Linked DNA regions of Homo sapiens: regions 1, 2 and 3 are each linked to region 4. The links are chromatin contacts, found by Hi-C or POLR2A ChIA-PET in ENCODE. All regions are on one chromosome and are shown on one strand. Each heading gives the region's core, a stretch centred on a gene start or an enhancer-like site at or near the end of the contact. The rest is flanking DNA. Distances are from core to core; before and after follow the strand shown. Region 1 has its middle 3.2 kb from the start of RNU1-2. Region 2 holds the start of CROCC (ciliary rootlet coiled-coil, rootletin). Region 3 holds the start of EFHD2 (EF-hand domain family member D2). Region 4 holds the start of SZRD1 (SUZ RNA binding domain containing 1).

Evidence for each region. Hi-C counts contacts between places; a loop is a spot of excess contacts on that map. ChIA-PET counts read pairs that join two places held with the same protein, here RNA polymerase II (POLR2A). Pooled maps may share reads with other maps.
Region 1: a loop to region 4 is called in a map of natural killer cell, with 11 times the contacts of the local background. The contact joins the enhancer-like site here to the promoter of SZRD1 in region 4. A Hi-C loop is called at or near these places in 5 of 168 maps with a recorded cell type or tissue (CD4-positive, alpha-beta memory T cell, mammary epithelial cell, naive thymus-derived CD4-positive, alpha-beta T cell and 1 more), 19 of 37 single-sample maps with no recorded cell type and 17 of 50 pooled maps. POLR2A ChIA-PET finds 5 or more read pairs at or near these places in 5 of 52 experiments (AG04450, CD4-positive, alpha-beta memory T cell, activated CD4-positive, alpha-beta T cell and 2 more).
Region 2: a map with no recorded cell type shows a loop between it and region 4 (6-fold over the local background). The contact joins the promoter of CROCC here to the promoter of SZRD1 in region 4. A Hi-C loop is called at or near these places in 5 of 168 maps with a recorded cell type or tissue (CD4-positive, alpha-beta T cell, CD4-positive, alpha-beta memory T cell, mammary epithelial cell and 1 more), 20 of 37 single-sample maps with no recorded cell type and 18 of 50 pooled maps. POLR2A ChIA-PET finds 5 or more read pairs at or near these places in 5 of 52 experiments (AG04450, CD4-positive, alpha-beta memory T cell, activated CD4-positive, alpha-beta T cell and 2 more).
Region 3: a map of CD8-positive, alpha-beta T cell shows a loop between it and region 4 (11-fold over the local background). The contact joins the promoter of EFHD2 here to the promoter of SZRD1 in region 4. A Hi-C loop is called at or near these places in 1 of 168 maps with a recorded cell type or tissue (CD8-positive, alpha-beta T cell), 1 of 37 single-sample maps with no recorded cell type and 7 of 50 pooled maps.

The regions. Positions count from the first base shown.
Region 1 is chr1:16,897,674-16,900,586 of GRCh38, forward strand. No RefSeq gene overlaps it. Among named protein-coding and RNA genes, the nearest start is that of RNU1-2, 3.2 kb to the left of the region's middle. Within about 2 kb of position 1,567, at least 4 of the 41 ENCODE cell types and tissues checked have a DNase peak (open chromatin) inside an H3K27ac peak, as active enhancers do.
Region 2 is chr1:16,920,456-16,923,236 of GRCh38, forward strand. CROCC (ciliary rootlet coiled-coil, rootletin) reads left to right here and starts at 1,476. Exons shown (of 37, transcript NM_014675.5): 1 at 1,476-1,623; 2 at 2,208-2,343. The coding sequence starts at 1,564. RefSeq lists enhancers at 118-890, 891-1,662, 1,663-2,434, 2,435-2,781.
Region 3 is chr1:15,408,553-15,411,351 of GRCh38, forward strand. EFHD2 (EF-hand domain family member D2) reads left to right here and starts at 1,336. Exons shown (of 4, transcript NM_024329.6): 1 at 1,336-1,727. The coding sequence starts at 1,420. The region is part of intron 1 of EFHD2-AS1 (EFHD2 antisense RNA 1); the gene reads right to left. RefSeq lists a silencer at 984-1,583 and an enhancer at 1,096-1,958.
Region 4 is chr1:16,365,862-16,368,716 of GRCh38, forward strand. It overlaps SZRD1 (SUZ RNA binding domain containing 1), which reads left to right and starts at 1,381. Exons shown (of 4, transcript NM_001114600.3): 1 at 1,381-1,447. The coding sequence starts at 1,397. RefSeq lists enhancers at 1,078-1,137, 1,888-2,177.

The DNA.
Region 1 (2,913 bases), core at 317-2,816, 530 kb after region 4:
TGAGCAGAAATTGAGCTCTTTGGCTTTTACCCACTGAGTATGGCTATAGGACAGGTCTCTCTCTCTCTCTCTCTCTCTCTCTCTCTCTCTTTCTCATTATTTGCATCATTATTTTTTGCCATCAGTGTGGGTTTTTGGTTTTGAGGCTATGAAGTGAATTTCTGGGGACAATCTCTGTTGGGTCGTGTTGACAAGGATCCAGTCCCTGTTTGGTGATACATGACAGCTAATCTGGTCTGTGAGTCTTCTTTATTGTCTATTTATTGTCCTGAGAATAATGGTATTTCCTGAAATTTGAGACTGCAGCAATGATAAGTTGTTCAGATCTTGTCTTTCCAATGTTTGGTAAAAATTTTATAGGCCCAATTGTTGTCAATATCTGCAAGAGTGGCATCTCTATTACAAGAGTGATCTTACTACTCAATGTCCCCCCTCCCACCCAACTTCATTTCCTAGGGGCTCTTGGCTTTAACGAATTTACTGTATCTAAAAGACATCTTAGTACAGGAAGAAAACTAAATCTGTAGCATGTAAGGAGCAGTTTTCTTTGATTGGTATATTCAGGTTTCTAACCAGCTGAAAAATTCAAATACATGTCCTTTAAGGATTAAGTTTAAACTACACTACAGAAAGAAGAGAAAAGATTTATATGATCACATATAAGCAATGGAATCAGCAATATGAGCACTTTTCACAACTATATAAATCAAATTTAGTAATCTCCAGAACATTAAGGAAGTTCAGCCCTTAATGAAAATGAATGAAAAGAAATTATTCACCCACTGTTACATGCCCTGGAAAGAGAATGCCCTGCAGGACTCAAAAGGGTACCACAATATTACTCAGATTTTCAGCAATGAAGGCCCTCCAAGGATCTAATGATACTCATATTTTCAGTTTATTTCCTTCACTGATAAACATTGTTAATAGATACCATTGCCTCTGTTTTCACTTTAAGTGATGTTACTTAGCACAATTCATTTCTTTAGAATGCCCCCTAGTTTAGTGAAAGGAATTTTCCTGCTTTATAAATATAGGATATTTTCTCATGAAACAAGTTGGCGTACTCTTTCAGTGAAGGGACTAGACCGATTAGGTCTCTAAAATGTTAAAGGAGTCACTGCCTCCATTATCTTAGGAACAATAATAATCACTTATATAAAATTAAAATAAGAAAATTAAGCCAGGAATGGTGGCTCATATCTACAATCCCAGCACTTAAAGAGTTGGAGACCAGCCTGGGCAACATAGTGAAACTCCTGTCTCTACAAATTTTTAAGTATTAGCTAATTTTTTAAAGTTGGCAGGGCATGATAATGCATGACTGTAATCTCAGCTACTAGGGAGACTGAGGCAGGCTCCAGTGAACTATGATTGTGCCACTGCCCTCCAGCCTGGGTGACAGAGTGAGACTCCCAACTCAAAAAAAAAAAAAGAAAAGAAAATATAGAATTTGTTGAAAATTGTTTTACTACAATGCTAGGCTGCATGTCTTGCACCTGTACTCCCAGCAACTCAACAGGCTGAGGCGGAAGGATTGCTTTAGGCCAGCGGTTGGAGACCAGCCTGGGGAACAGGGCAAGACCTCATCTCTAAAAAAACACAAGGCAAGCTGAGCCAGGAGGATTGCCTGAGCCCAGAAGTTCCAAGTTGGTCAGCTATGATTGCCCTGCTGCACTCTAGCCTGGATAACACAGCAAGACCCTGTGTCTTATTTTTTATTTTATTTTTACTACTTATGCTTATTTATTTATTTATTTTTGAGACAGAGTCTTGCTCTGTAGCCCAGGCTAGAGTGCAGTGGTGCCATCTCAGCTCACTGCAAGCTCTGCCTTCCAGGTTGAAGCTATTTCCCTGCCTCAGCCTCCAGAGTAGCTGGGATTACAGGCACACGCCACCACATCCAGCTAATTTTTATGTTTTTAGTAGAGACAGGGTTTCATCATGTTTCCCAGGCTAGTCTCAAACTCCTGACCTCAAGTGATGCACCTGTCTCGGACTCCGAAAGTGCTGGGATTACAGGTGTGAGCCACCTCGCCCAGGCTCCTTATGCTTGAAATGTGAGGTTTCATTAGGGAAAAATTTTCTTGTTGAATTTCTAACATGAAAAAATAATAGATTTAGCTGTAGATTAAATTAATGGTCTTGATAGTTTGGTACAATAAAATAAATGAAATGAAGTTGATAGCAGAGAGGAATTTTTGATGCTTTTGGACAATTTAAATAATGTAATATTTAATATATAAAGACATGAAAAAGTTCATTACATTATTATATTTATTTATTTATTTATTTATTTATTTATTTTGAGACATAGTCTCACTCTGTTGCCTAAGCTAGAGTGCAGTGGTACAATCTCGGCTCACTGCAACCTCTGCCTCCCGGGTTCAAGCAATTCTCCTGCCTCAGCCTCGTGAGTAGCTGGAATTACAGACGTGCGCCACCCCACCCAGCTAATTTTTGTATTTTTAGTAGACACAGGGTTTCACCATGTTGGTCAGGCTGGTCTCGAACTCCTGACCTCATGATTCACCTGCTACGGCTTCCCAAAGTGCTGGGGTTACAGGCGTGAGCCGCTGCATCTGGTCTATTATGTTATTTTTTAAAAGTCAGTGTGACTCTTTTGACAAATTAGAATGGTTTAATAATCTTGGTTAGGCTGGGCATGGTGGCTCACACCTGTAATCCCAGCACTTTGGGAGCCTGAGGTCAGGAGTTCGAGACCAGCCTGGCAAACAAGGTGAAACCCTGTCTCTACTAAAAATACAAAAATTAGCCGGGTATGGTGGGGGGCTCCTGTAATCCCAGCTACTCAGAAGGCTGAGTCAGGAGAATTGCTTGAACCCGGGAGGCAGAGGTTTCACTGAGCCAAGATCGCGACATTGCACTCCAGCCTGGGGGGGCAACAAAGTG
Region 2 (2,781 bases), core at 226-2,725, 550 kb after region 4:
GTGCTGGAATTAGAGGCTTGAGCCACTGCACCTGGCCTGGTTTAGTCTCCTTTTAGAGATGAGAAAACTGAGGCTCAGGGAGGTAACCTGTTCAAGGTCTTACTGTCTTGAACACCATAGTTGCAAGTGACAGAGCTGAGTCTCACATGCAACCTCAGACCTGATACTGACTCCAGAGCTGTGCGCCTAAGCACTAGAGCACATAGCCTCCTTGCCCCAGGGAAAGAACAATGGGAGGTGGTGGGTGACCTCTGGGTCTCAGGGCCCTGGGATATAGGGACTGTGCCTTTTTTTTTTTTTTTTTTGAGACAAAGTTCCACTCTTGTTGCCCAGGCTGGAGTGCAATGGCGCGATCTTGGCTCACTGCAACCTCTGCCTCCTGAGTTCAATCGATTCTCCTGCCTCAGCCTCCCAAGTAGCTGGGATTACAGGTGTGCACCACCACACCCGGCTAATTTTTGTATTTTTGGTAGAGACGGGGTTTCACCATATTGGTCAGGCTGATCTTGAACTCCTGACCTCAGGTGATCCACCCGCTTTGTCCTCCCAAAATGCCGAGATTACAGGCATGAGTGCCTGCGCCTGGCTGGGACTGTACCTTCTGGATTTTCAAATGAATGAAATGAGTATTTCTTGAGTGTTGGCCACGTGACCCCCCAGCACCATGTCATGTGCTGGGTATGCACACACGATACTGTTTCATCCCCGGACGGCTCCGAGAGATGAGTACCAATATTATCACATCTTACGTAAGAGGACACTGAGTCTCAGAGAGGCAAAGTCAGTGTCCCTGGTGCACCCAGCTAGTGGGGGCTGGGGTGGGTGTGAAGGGGCCAGAAGCTTCCCAATAAGTGCCTGAAGGGCAAGGCTAGGGCATTTGTAGTTCGAGGCTCTACCACTGTGTCTAGGTCAGACCTAGGAATGCCGCAGGTGTTGCATAAATGCTCATCAGTCCAGGCTGGACCGCTCATGCCCAACTAAGTGCCAAGCCTGGCCTGGGTGATCTCACAGCCTGCATTCTTTGCCCTACACCTGTTGTGGGAAAACATACTCCCAGCATGCTGTAAATCCTCTCATTCTTAGCTAACCATGTGACTCCCGTTCTGGGCCAGAAAGATGGTCACAAATACTTAGGACTCTGGCCTTTCCCGCCGCATGGCTACTGACCCCACCCCCTGGGCTTGGAGGGCTCTAGGACCCAGCAACCTGCGCAGGGTGAAGAGTGTGTGAGGTCCTGACCTCCAGGTGTCTCCCCTGTTTCCTCCTCCCATTCCCTCTTCTCTCTCCTCCCTCCTTTTCTCTCCCTTCTCCTCCCCTCTCTTCATCCTTCCTCTTCCTTTGGCTCCCTGCCTCTGCTTCCCTCCTCTCCTGTCCTTTCCCATCCCCTCCCTCCTCAGCCCACATCCTGCTCCTCCCACCGCGGTGGTCACATGGGGGCGCCGCCGGATTTAAGCTTAATCTGCCTGGTGCTCAGCACAGCATCCTGGCTGTGGCGCGTGCTGACTGAGCTAGTCTTGGGGTCCTGGAGAAGGGGGCTGGAGGCATGCCCACAGCCTCCCCCCCATGAGCTTGGGGCTGGCGGGGGCACAGGAGGTGGAGCTGACACTAGAGACGGTTATCCAGGTGGGTCCTGGGGGCTGTGCCCACCCTGTCTGGGGCGGGGCAGCGTGGACTTAACAGGAGTGGTGAGAGGTGTGTGCGTCTTGGGGATCAAGGGGTGGGAGAGGTGTGGTGGTGGTGGGGTATACAGGGGCCCCCCGCTTGCAGTTCCTGGCAAGATGGGGGGCAGAGGTACACACAGGGTGCACCTGCTGTGGCTCCCTCATCCCAGTGCCCTGGGTTGGGAGAAGGGGGTCTCTACTGCCAGATTTTAGGGCTTGGGGGACCTCTGGCATAGCCAGATCCTCATCCATCTAGGGTCGGAACCGGATTGGGGCCCCCAACACTGGACTGCCTCCAGTGGGGTTTGGGAGTTACCCGTAGGGTTTGGTTCTCATCTCTGGCCCTGGGCCTTCTTCCTGGGGCAGTGAGCACACAAGAGGCTCTTTGCATGGGGATTTTTTGGATTCTAACTCCCAGGCTTCACTCCATCTTGAGGGGGCTCCTGGGGACCTGTATCTTGGGCAGTAGGATTCTGTGGCTCTCCCCACGAGGCCAGGGAGCCCCGGGTCCCATGTCCCCTGAAGACCCTCTCGCTTTTCCCACAGACACTGGAGAGCAGCGTCCTGTGCCAGGAGAAAGGCTTGGGCGCGCGGGACCTGGCCCAGGACGCTCAGATCACCAGCCTGCCTGCCCTTATCAGGGAGATTGTCACCCGCAACCTCTCCCAGCCTGAGAGCCCAGGTGCCACCCCCATCCGCTCCCCTCCACAAACACCACCCACATTTTACCTCTTCTCATGTCCCTTTCCTGAGCAGTCACCATGATGATCATGACTGTAACTCACTGTGGGGCAGGCACAGCTTTATGACAGAAGAACCCATTTTACAGATGAGGAAACAGAGGCTCAGGGATGTAATTTGTCCAGACTTATTCCGCATGTGGTGCAACTAGAAGGAAGGGCCGAGCATCTCCTGCGTGCTTGCCTGTAGCCTGCTGCAGAGATGTGAACCCCAAATCCCGTATTCCCACCCGGGGAAGGTGTGAGCTGGCTGAACCCAAGATACAGGAAGAGGGCAGCTCAGCTCAGACCAGGGTTTTGCGGAAGTCTGAGTGGATGGCGCCGTCCATCCGTTTCCCACGTGGGCAGGAAGGCGGATGGTCCCTGCTCCTCTCAGTGGG
Region 3 (2,799 bases), core at 86-2,585, 960 kb before region 4:
CATTTTCTGAACCTTGAAGGTTTTTTCCTCAATTTCATTCTTTTAAAAATACCTTTTAAATTAATTCAGCAAGGTTCTTAAACACAGCAAATTGACAAATATCAACTGAGTGTCTGTTCTGTGCAAATCACTCTGTAACAGCTTGCTGGCTTTACATTCTCGAGGGCTCCCTGCCTCCAGAGCACCCTGGTTTTCGGCCCTGCACGCATCTTTTCTCTGCACCTTGGCTGGTTGGAGCAGTTTCAGTAGACAGGTCCTGATTGACCCAACATTTCAGAGAACATGCACAGAGCATAGTCCTCCTTCTAAATCAGGGATTCTCAAATTTCAGTGAGCAGAACTCCCCTGGGTGCTTGTTTACACGTAGATTCCTGGGTCCCACCCCAGAGATCAGTTTCGTCTGTCCAAATTGGAGCCTGAAAATCTGTATTATTAACCTAGGCCCCAGTGGTTCTGATGCTGGAGGTCCAGAGTTGTGCAGTTGTAAGGTGACAGCCCAGACCACAGAGATACTTATCTGAACTCTTTCCCCAGTCCTGTCCAGGAGCCGTTGGGGAGGACATCTCTCCTCTGGGGACCCCATCAAAATGGCGACATCATGATCTCCCTGTCAGTTTCCCTAAAGTACAGTCACAGGCGACAACACTGGCCCAGCAGCTATTGTGCCAAGTCATCCGTGTGATGGTGCGGGGCCTCGGGAGAGAGGACCACCAGCCCCTTCCCCTGTCCCTCACCCGCTGTCTCCAGGGGCCCTTTCAGGGGTGAAACCCAGTCCCATCTCCCTCGCAGCTGCTAGTCTGTCCTCTTCCAAGAGGCCATCGGCGCCCGCCACGGTTCACCCTAAACAGGGGTTTCTGCTCCCCAGGTCCGCCTCGGAACCCCTGCAACCCTCATTGAGAACGCCAGTGTTTAACAGCGAGTCGTTTCCATAGCAACCGACAGGGTGTCACAGACACAGGATTATGACTTCACGGCGTGGGGATTCCGGAGAAGGGGGTGGGGCGGCGCCCCCCCTCGCTTCCCCGCCCCCCGGCAAGCCCCGCTCCTCACCCAAGCCGCGGGGGAGGAGCCCTCTTCTTTCCCGCCCGGCCCCGGCCCCCAGCAGGACCCCTCCCGCTCAGCTGCTACAGTGGGCACGAAGAGGGGCATGGCTTTCGGCCGCGCTCCCCAGCCTCGCGGGGGGCAGACGACGGCGGGCGGGGCGCGCAGAGTACACTCGACCCCCGGCGGCCGGGAGCGATCACGCGCACGCCGCGCGGGCCCGGGGGCGGGGGCGGGGCGCGCGGTCCCCGCCAGGGCCCAAGTCCCACCTTCGGGGGCGGTGCCTGGCCCGGGGAGTGTCAGGAAGAGGAAGAGCGCGGCCGGCGGCGCTGCGCTGAGAGCAGGGGCCCGGCCAAGGCGAGTGCCGCGCGGGCCACCATGGCCACGGACGAGCTGGCCACCAAGCTGAGCCGGCGGCTGCAGATGGAGGGCGAGGGCGGCGGCGAGACCCCGGAGCAGCCCGGGCTGAACGGGGCAGCGGCGGCGGCGGCGGGGGCACCCGACGAGGCGGCCGAGGCGCTGGGCAGCGCGGACTGCGAGCTGAGCGCCAAGCTGCTGCGGCGCGCAGACCTCAACCAGGGCATCGGCGAGCCCCAGTCGCCCAGCCGCCGCGTCTTCAACCCCTACACCGAGTTCAAGGAGTTCTCCAGGAAGCAGATCAAGGACATGGAGAAGATGTTCAAGCAGTAAGTGCCCGCGCGACCCGGCCCCCCGCCCGCCCCGCGACCCGGTCTCGGGCCCCGAACCCCCCGATCCCCGGATCCCGCTCCGCCCCGGGAGCCTGCCGTCAGCCAAGCTTCCCCGAACCCAGACGCACCGGGGTTGGGGACCCGGCGGCCCCTTCCAGATCGAGACCCGGCATCTCACCGCGCACGTTAGTCTGGGGGACCCCCGGCCCCTGGCACGCGGCGGAGACTCGTATTTGTGCTGCCTCCGGTACACCATAGACGCGTCCACAGAGTGGGGGACCCCAGGCTTCCTTCCAGATAATCGCCAGGCCCCGCGAGCCCCACCCCCACCACCACACGTGTGGGTCCCGGGCCCTCCGCGCTGTTAGTGGGGCTTCTCCACCACCCCACACCGCACACACCGAGGCTGAGGACCCAGCGGCCTTCCTTCCCCGATCCCAGCTACTCGCGTTCCCCACCCCCACCCCAACACACGCTGGCCAAAGATACCCACCCCAGTGCCCCTCGACACCACATGCCAACCACATTCCCTCCCTTAAGGTCTTTTCGTTTCCTCTGCGATCTCAGGTCTCCCTCAAGGTGGGTTCTGGGCAGGGATCCCCCCAACTTCCTCTCCAGTTACTTAGCGTCTACCAGCAAACTGGGGGCAAAGACTTGCCCTTTCCATCCCCACCCACTCATTAGCCAGGACCCAAATCCTTCACTCACAAGTGGTCTCCTTAGGAAGGGACCCCTCGGCCCCTGTTGCCCCTCTGGTGTAAACCTCACTCCAGTCGTCCCTGTGGGCCGAGTCCCCTCCGGGTTTGGAAGGCCTCCCTCCCGCTCCTGCCCGCCCCACCCCCGTGCACCCAGCAGCTTGCAGTCACCGCTCCCCTGCTTCTGTCGCAAGGCCCCCCATCTCTCCTCCCCACTCCGTATATCCCCTTCCCTCCCCACAGGGACCCCCCATGTCCCACACCCACCCTGGTCAAAAGGGGCCCCTTCCTATGTGACTTGCCCTGTTACCCCCACCCCTACCCTTTATTCCATCAGATCCACACTGTGTGCCCTCACCAGGGTGGATGGGCAC
Region 4 (2,855 bases), core at 131-2,630:
TTTTTTTAGTAGAGATGGGCTTTTGCCTCGTTGCCCAGGCTGGTCTCAAACTGCAGGGCTCAAGCGATCCCCCCGCCTCACCCTTCCAAAGTGCTGGGATTATAGGCGTGAGCCACCATGCCCGGCCACATAAATAACTTTTTTTTGAGATAGAGTTTTGCTCTTGTTGTCCAGGCTGGAGTGCAATGGCGCAATCTTGGCTCACTGCAACCTCCGCCTCCCAGGCTCAAGCGATCTTCCCGCCTCAGCCTCCCGAGTAGGTGGGATTACAGGCATGTGCCACCATGCCCAGCTAATTTTGCATTTTAAGTAGAGACGGGGTTTCTCCGTGTTGGTCAGGCTGGTCTCGAACTCTTGACCTCAGGTGATCTGCCCACCTTGGCCTCCCAAAGTGGGATTACAGGTGTGAGCCACTACGCCTGCCCTGACATAAATAATTTTTTTTTTTTTTGAGACAGAGCCTCACTCTGTCGGCCAGGCTGGAGTGCAGTGGCATGATCTCGGCTCACTGCAACCTCCACCTCCCTGGCTCAAGCAGTTCTCCTGCCTCAGCCTCCGGAGTAGCTGGGATTATAGGCGTGTGCCACCATGCCCAGCTAATTTTTGTATTTGTAGTAGAGACGGGGTTTCACCATGTTGGCCAGGCTGGTCTTGAACTCCTGACCTCAGGTAATCCGCCTGTCTCGGCCTCCCAAAGTGCTGGGATTACAGGCGTGAGCCACCGCGCCTGGCCAGTAATTTTTAGAGGTAATACTAACGTATTTATCTACCATTAAAGACCCAGGAGAACTTAGTAGCTGGGAATCCCACTGGTTCTCCCAACTGAGGTGCAATATTATCTTTACCGTCTTTACCTTACGGTAGCGGATATAGTGTTAATAAATGATTAGAATACTGCTTTATGAGCAGGAAATACTGTAATGATTTTCACCCTATCAGAAATAATAAAATGTTTTCTGCATCAGCAGATATTTTTCATCATTTGTTGGTGTTTAAAAATGTTTTCAGAATTCTGAAGATACCATTATCTGTAGTTTAGGAAAACTACGACTCACTTTAAAAGAAAAAAAGTTTTCTTTAATTGCCTGCCCTTAGAAAAGATGGTTCCACAGAACACACTTCCGGTACTCGAGATGAGGACTTCCCTTGAACGCCCATTCTGTAAGACAGATAACGCGTTGGCCCTTAAGAAAGATGGCATCTTTCCGCCTTCTCTGCCCCCTTCCAAGATGGCTGCCCTAATGTACACTTGGGACCTTGCCTGGCGCCTCTTCCGGGCTTGGCAGCGGGCGGGGTCCATTGAGTAAAGCCTTGCGTGCCTGCGCCCGCGACGGAGGCGCGCTTCAAAGCGCAGGCGCGGGGAGGGGGTGGGGGAGGAGGGAAAGCGGCGAGTAAGATGGAAGATGAGGAGGTCGCTGAGAGCTGGGAAGAGGCGGCAGACAGCGGGGTAAGGAGGAGCCGCCGTCCCATGGCAGGGCCGGGCGAGACCTGGCGTGAGGGGAGCCTCCGGGGAGCGGGTCTGGAGATAGTTCTCCCCAAGGAAGGGCCCCATACGCCGGGCTGGGGGTGGTGGAGAGGCCCCCAGTTCCTGAGCGCCGTGAAGGCCTCTTAAAGGGGCCGCGATCCATTTCTCTCCTTTCCTTTGCCTGGTGCGCCTCCCTCCGCCCACTAACGCGCGCGTCACCCGGGGCGCCCCACCCGCCACCCGGGGCCTCCTTTCCTGACCCCCCGCGCCCACTTGCTGGCCGTGGGCCTCTGTGACTCTTTCCGATGAGCCTTGTGGCCCGAGGCACCATTTTAAAGTTCTTGTGCTCTGACCGGGACGGACACACCATGTGGGTGGTGGTGGGGCTTGCGCGGACCAAGGAGGCATGTCCGGCTTCGCAGGAAAGCGGGAGGAGGCAGCCGAGGGCGGGGGGAAATTGAATCCTCTTTGGGCTACTCAACTCTGCTAAAATCCCCCACCATCCGTCACGGTGGACGAGTCGGGTTTTTTTTCTCTTTCACTTTTACTCCAAGAAGAGTTTGTGGGCAGGCAGGCAGGTCTCACGGGGACTCTGCCAAAGCAACCGAAAGCTCTGCGGGGCAGCTCCTCTGCCACTCAGCGATCCGAGGCCCCGGGAAGGTCTAGGAGTTCGCTTGTCGGAGTCCAGGGTGTGATATGTAAAACAGCCACATTCTTGGGAGAGGAGTGGGGAGATGGACCGTTCGACTTGTTTTTGGAGTTTTTGTTTGCCTCCAGAAACTGTAGGAAAATAGTTTATCTCAAAGAGGATCTGTCAATTCTCTTAGATTTGTGAATAATTTGGTCTTTTCAGAGTTTGTCTGTGGTGACCCTTGTGAATATGGGGAGATGCTTTTTTTGTCTCCCCGTGTTCGCGTCTGTTCAATGCTGGCTGCACTGACATCCACCTTAAAGGTTTACGTGTGCGAGGAGTCGAGCGTACCAGGGTAGAGTAGGCGCTGGGTTTTTTTTCCTAAGCGCTTTTTGGGGGTGCTTATGAGCTCTGGAAGAGGCCGGGAAATTGACCCTGGCAGCAGTCAGTGGGTGTATCTAGCTCTACGGGAATGTTGAAACTTGGCTTTGAAGTTTTTTCCGCTGGTTCAGCATTTCTCTCAACGGTTGTTTATGTTTTTCCATTTAGCATAATTGAGAATTTGAAGGATTCGTTCGTTCAGAGGATATTTAGTAGAGTTCTTAATGTGACAACCATCTTTCTTGAGTTTTGGCTTAAGAAAGTTAAAGATTTTATAGGGAGTAACAGGTGTCAGTTGGCTCCTTGTTCATTCAACCAGCATTTTTGAGTGTCTGCTATATGCTAGGCAGTGTGCTTATCAGTGACTTTGTGCCAGAA